2 separate regions of the Homo sapiens genome follow, and region 1 is linked to region 2. A link is an interaction called in ENCODE POLR2A ChIA-PET data of the cell type or tissue named here. Cell type or tissue: MCF 10A. All regions are shown on one strand. Links, peaks and the distances in the headings refer to the core of each region. The heading gives the core; the rest is flanking DNA. Region 1 overlaps ATL3 (atlastin GTPase 3). Region 2 overlaps RTN3 (reticulon 3).

Region 1 (2,920 bases), core at 214-2,713, 59 kb after region 2:
CATGACAACACCACCAACGTATTCAGAAGCACAGTGAGCTATACAGCCATACTGAATAGCATAGCCAACAAGTCAGAAGGTTTCCCCAGAGCACCACGAAGCATAGTTCTATGTAGACTCTGCCACCATTGGTCATAGATCTGTTCTATAATTCATTTAATTTTTAGGGAAGTCGCAGGGCTTCCAGAAAAAAAAAATTAAAGCATGTCTCAAAGCGTATGTGGGTGATCCATGATTTCAGGAATCCTCGGGTCCCAAAGAACCCTGAGGACCCTCAACCAGGACACAGGTGGGCCTTTCTCACCTGGGCCCTGCAGAAGTCGACCGTTTGCTTTTGTTTTTTAGAGACGGAGTCTCACTCTGTCGCCCAGGCTGGAGTGCAGTGGTGCGATCTCGGCTCACTGCAACCTCCGCCTCCCGGGTTCAAGCGGTTCTCCTGCCTCAGCCTTCTGAGTAGCTGGGATTACAGGTGCCTGCCATCACGCCCGGCTAATTTTTTTTGTGTTAGTAGAGACGGAGTTTCACCATGTTTACCAGGCTGATTTCAAACTCCTGACCTCAAGTGATCTGCCCGCCCTGGCCTCCGAAAGTGCTGGGATTACAGGCGTGAGCCACCGCACCCGTCCCAGTGTCACTGCTCTTTCCAATTGATATTATCACCCTGGTTTTTTAAGTGTGCTTTTCAGAGGAAGTGAAACTAGACTTTATTGGTCTTAGTCATCTTTTAAAAGTTAACTTATTAATACATTGTTAACATCTTAAAACATTCTAATCCTTTCATTATCTTTTCATGTTTTATTTGGCACTTGTTTTTGAAGAGATCTTTTAACATATTGTTTCTTTGTTCTTTTTAGGTTTGTGGGGGAGAGAAACCTTATTTGTCTCCAGACATTCTAGAGGAGAAGCACTGTGAATTCAAACAACTTGCTCTGGACCATTTTAAGAAGACCAAGAAGATGGGTGGGAAGGATTTCAGCTTTCGTTACCAGCAGGAGCTGGAGGAGGAAATCAAGGAATTATATGAGAACTTCTGCAAGCACAATGGTAGCAAGAACGTCTTCAGCACCTTCCGAACCCCTGCAGTGCTGTTCACGGGCATTGTAGCTTTGTACATAGCCTCAGGCCTCACTGGCTTCATAGGTCTTGAGGTTGTAGCCCAGTTGTTCAACTGTATGGTTGGACTACTGTTAATAGCACTCCTCACCTGGGGCTACATCAGGTATTCTGGTCAATATCGTGAGCTGGGCGGAGCTATTGATTTTGGTGCCGCATATGTGTTGGAGCAGGTAAGTGGTGCTGCTGAAGAGCCTGAGGGTTGATAATGGGCAGATATTTGTGCTTCTGTTGTAAAATATCTCAGTTTGGAAGAATTTCATAGTGAAGACATGAGACAGTGGCCACTCCGTTGGCTGTTGTTTTCTGATAGACTGTATGTTTTATTATCCTTTAGGATATTAATATTTATTCTTAATATTTTGTTTCCATGTCTAAAAAGGCCCCCGCCCCGCTTTTTTTTTTTTTTTTTGAGACAAAGTCTCGCTGTGCTCTCTTGCCCAGGCTGGAGTCCAGTGGCATGATCTTGGCTCACTGCAACCTCCGCCTCCCAGGTTCAAGTGATTCTCTTGCGTCAGCCTCCCAAGTAGCTGAGACTACAGGTGTGTGCCACCACGGCCCGCTAGTTTTTGTATTTTTAATAGAGACAGGGTTTCACCATGTTGACCAGGCTGGTCTCGAACTCCTGACCTCATGGTCCGCCTGCCTCGGCCTCCCAAAGTGCTGGGATTACAGGTGTGAGCCACCGTGCCCAGCCCAAAAATAGCCCTTTAATGCAAAAACATTCCAACTTAGACATACTGATTGTGTTCCCCTTTGGCAACTTTTTTTTTTTTTTTTTTTTTTGAGACAGATTTTTACGCTTTTGCCCAGGCTGGAGTGAAGTGGTGTGATCTTGGCTCACTGCAACCTCTGCCCACTGGGTTCAAGTGATTCTCTTGCCTCAGCCTCCCAAGAGTAGCTGGGATTATAGGTGCCTGACACCATGCCCAGTTAATTTCTGTATTTTTTTTTTTTTTTTTAGTAGAGACAGTGTTTTGCCATGTTAGCTAGGCTGGTCTTGAACTCCTGACCTCAGGTGATCCACCCACCTCGGCCTCCCAAAGTGCTAGGATTATAGGCATGAGCTATTGCGCCTGGTCGGCAACTTCTAATTACATGCTCTTCAGACATAATTTTTATGTGATTCTCACTTCTCACCCCCTCTAGATTAATTTACTTCATTGAAAAGCAAGAACTTTGAAAAAATTATGAACTTAACGAAAAATGTTCGGTTTTGAGTCCTACTGGATTAGGAAAGGGATGGTATCTTTTTTATTTAAAAATCTTCCAAAAGCCAGTGGCTTGGTTATTTATTTATTGGGTTGCTTATTTATTTATTTATAAAATTTTTTTTGGAGACGAGGTCTTGCTTTGTCACCCAGGCTGGTATCTTAGCTCATTGTAACTTAAAACTCCTGGGCTCAAGTGATCCTCCCACCTCAGCCTCCCAAGCAGCCGGTGTTACAGGCGAGTGCCACCACACCTGACTAACCCAGTAGCTCTTGGACATTGACATGGTCACAAGTTTTGTAGATCTTTGAGATGATACATTTGTTTTTCTGAGTAACATGAACAGGTGAGTTGGGTTAGCAGCTTGTGAAGCCACAGGAGCTGCCTATCCTACCCTAGCCACAGAGCAGATGTTCCCCTGGCTCTCTTGGGAGTTAGCTGCTGCCACAGCCTCTCTGTATCCCTGCATTTTCATTCAACTGCTTTCTGTAACATGCCGATGATGGAGACAGGTTTTTGAAAGTTTAAGGACTTACTTTCTTGTTGCTGTGTTGTATTTTATTAACTTATATGTTGAATAAATGGACTTTTGCAG
Region 2 (2,920 bases), core at 230-2,729:
GCTGAAGCAGGAGAATCGCTTGAATCCAGGAGGCGGATGGTGCAGTGAGCAGAGATCGTGCCACTGCACTCCACCCTGGGTGACAGAGTGAGACTCCATCTCAAAAAAAAAAAAAAAAAAAAAAAAGAATTAGCAATATTAAATCTCAAGAATAAGGAAATCCACAGAGTCAGAAAGCAGATTAATAGTTGTCAGAGAATTGAGGGGAGGGAAGAACGGTGAATTACTGCTAACAGATATGGGGTTTCTCTTTGGGGTAATAAAAATGTTCTGGAATTAGATAGTGGAGATAGCTGTACAACCTTGTGCATACACTAAAACCCACCTTAAAATGGTGAATTTTATGGAGACAGAGGATGAAAAGCCAGTGAGAGTGAGTATGTGGTGTCACAGAAGACAAATTAAAAAAGCATTTCAAGGAGAGAATAATCAATTATGTCAAAAGCTGTTGTGAAAGCATGTTAAGAGGAGGATGAAGTGACCACTGAATTTAACAATGTGGAAAATATCTGGTGAACTTGACTAGAAAGTTTCTGTAGAGCAGTGAAATAAAAAGGCACCTGGCTTAAGAACCGTGGAGCCAGAAATTAAGACTTTTAAATTAAACTGATCACTGAATTCAAAAGGGTAACTGAGCCACTTTTACTACATGTTGCTTCAAATCTTAAAGCGTGGGCATTAAACTCTCTGTGCCTGAGTCCCCATCTGTAAGAAGGGGGTTATATCGCTACCTGTCTACCTCACAGATAAACATAATACAAGTCTTTCCTCTATAGAATATGGCCTCTAGAGGAATGATCTATATTTTATTTACCTTTCTGTCTTCCACAGCACCTGGCAAAGAGCCTTCATGTATGCTCAGTTGTTGAATTAAGGTAACATATGGGCACAACTTAAATCATAAAGCAGTACACAAATGTAAGATATCGTGAAAATCAAGTACTTCTATCTCATACGTAAAATAAAGACAATGCCCTCCACTGAAATATGTTCAAATAACAGGACACAATTTTCATAACAAAAGGTTTTCCAGAATGTCCTTCCATATATCTTGAAGGGCGAGCTACCAATGAGGAACAGGTCAAAAAGCTCACCGTTCCCTCTGGTTAAGTTATGATGATATGGTTACAGGAGATAATAAATCAGTTGATTGGAGAAAACAGGTAAGAATAGTTCTTTGAGACTGGGTGTGGTGGCTCACATCTGTAATCCCAGCACTGTGGGAGGCCGAGGCGGGGGCAGTTCACTTGAGGTCAGGAGTTCGGGACCAGCCTGACCAACATGGTGAAACCCCATCTCTACTAAAAATACAAAAATTAGCTGGGCATGGTGGCACAAGCCTGCAATCCCACCTACTCAGGGGGCTGAGGCAGGAGAATCGCTTGAACCCGGGGGGCGGAGGTTGCAGTGAGCAGAGATCCCACCACTGCACTCCAGCCTGAGCAACAGAGGGGGATTCTGTCTCAAAAAAATAGTTCTTTGAAATAAAAAAAAAAAAATCAAAAATCACAAGAGTGGGCCACTTGCTGATAAGCTCACTGTCTTCTCTGGTTAGGTTACAATGATATGGTTATAGGAGATAATAAATCAGTTGATTGGAGAAAACAGGTAAGAATAGTTATTTGAAATAAAAAAAAAAAATCACAAGAGCAGGCCACTTGCTGATAATCTTCTCCCATACGTAAAATGGAAATGCAAACCCCGTTACAGTATTTAAAGAGATTCTCTCTGAGGTTGCAATATCACAGAGTAACATGTCTTACAAAACTCACAGATGCCCAGAAGACTTCAATGATGCAATCACAAGCAATACTGATTACAGCTAAACTTATTTAACACACACACTTCTTTCAAAACATCAACACCATACCCTATGATCCAAAATAACTCTACAACTAGTAGCTGTCATAAATGAACAGAATAGAAGGTTAAGTCAGTTTTCTGGGCAACTTCTGAATAAGTCAATTATAAGAACAAAATATCGACCTGCTAATTTTTGTCTAAAAAGTTTTACTATGAGTGCTTACTTCAGCAGCACATATACCAAAATTAGAACAATACAAAGAGTATTAGCTAAATTAAGAGAAAAAGTTATACTACAAAATTGATGAATTTTTCACAAGTTTGTATACTTTAGGAGGCTAAATTCATCATCAACAATAAAGTTAACACAAACTATAAGCTAAGTGCACACAACAAATATGCACATTTATATTAGAAAACCTACTTACTTAATGAAGCCTTTGTAATTCTGTTCAGAATTACAAAAATGGTAAATTCTAGGATTATGGGTAAAGAGAAGTGTCTTTCTGCAAAATATACTCTTGACTCAAACAAAATTGGAAAGCTCAACTTTCCCTTTTCCCTTCAACCAGACGTCACCAATTCCTTCATGACCAAACTTCATTTTACAAGGCTTGAAACATGCACAGGACTAGACAGGTAACTCCTATATCAGGATAAATATATTATTTCCTCACAGGATAATTTGATAAAAGCAGTAATATTGGTTTTTATTTTCAGCCCATCTTTAAAACACCAAGAATAAAAACACTGAGGTTCTTACCAGCCACTTAATGAACAACCCCTTAGAAATGACAATTTAGGGTAAGGGTGCACCTACTAAATGTATGTAGATTGGTTGTTTAATTTGATCAGAGTGGTTCCATTACTTGTGAATTTGACAATAAACAAAAACAGCATTAAAAAAAAACTTCTTGGCCGGGCGTGGTGGCTCACGCCTGTAATCCCAGCACTTTGGGAAGCCAAGGCTGGCGGATCATGAGGTCAGGAGATCAAGACCATCCTGGCTAACATGGTGAAACCCTGTCTCTACTAAAAACACAAAAAATTAGCCAGGCGTGGTGGTGGGCACCTGTAGTCCCAGCTACTGGGAAGCTGAGGCAGGAGAATGGCATGA

What was found. ChIA-PET counts read pairs that join two places held together with the same protein. Peaks named below come from ENCODE experiments on the same cell type or tissue, not always from the same donor. Only the 100,000 strongest peaks of a DNase experiment are listed, where the experiment ranks them.
Region 1: POLR2A ChIA-PET joins it to region 2 with 5 read pairs; 7 of 35 experiments call an interaction of 5 or more read pairs at or near these places.

The regions. Positions count from the first base shown.
Region 1 is chr11:63,629,406-63,632,325 of GRCh38, reverse strand. ATL3 (atlastin GTPase 3) reads left to right here. Exons shown (of 13, transcript NM_015459.5): 12 at 855-1,286. The region is part of intron 1 of LNCROPM (lncRNA regulator of PLAAT3 mediated phospholipid metabolism); the gene reads right to left. It also overlaps the pseudogene IMMP1LP1. Among named protein-coding and RNA genes, the nearest start is that of LNCROPM, 15 kb to the right of the region's middle. RefSeq lists an enhancer at 1-1,057. In MCF 10A, for the core only: no CTCF peak of the experiment used is centred there; no DNase peak of the experiment used is centred there.
Region 2 is chr11:63,688,321-63,691,240 of GRCh38, reverse strand. All of the region lies in intron 1 of RTN3 (reticulon 3), which reads right to left. Among named protein-coding and RNA genes, the nearest start is that of RTN3, 8.3 kb to the right of the region's middle. In MCF 10A, for the core only: no CTCF peak of the experiment used is centred there; a DNase peak (open chromatin) is centred at 1,790.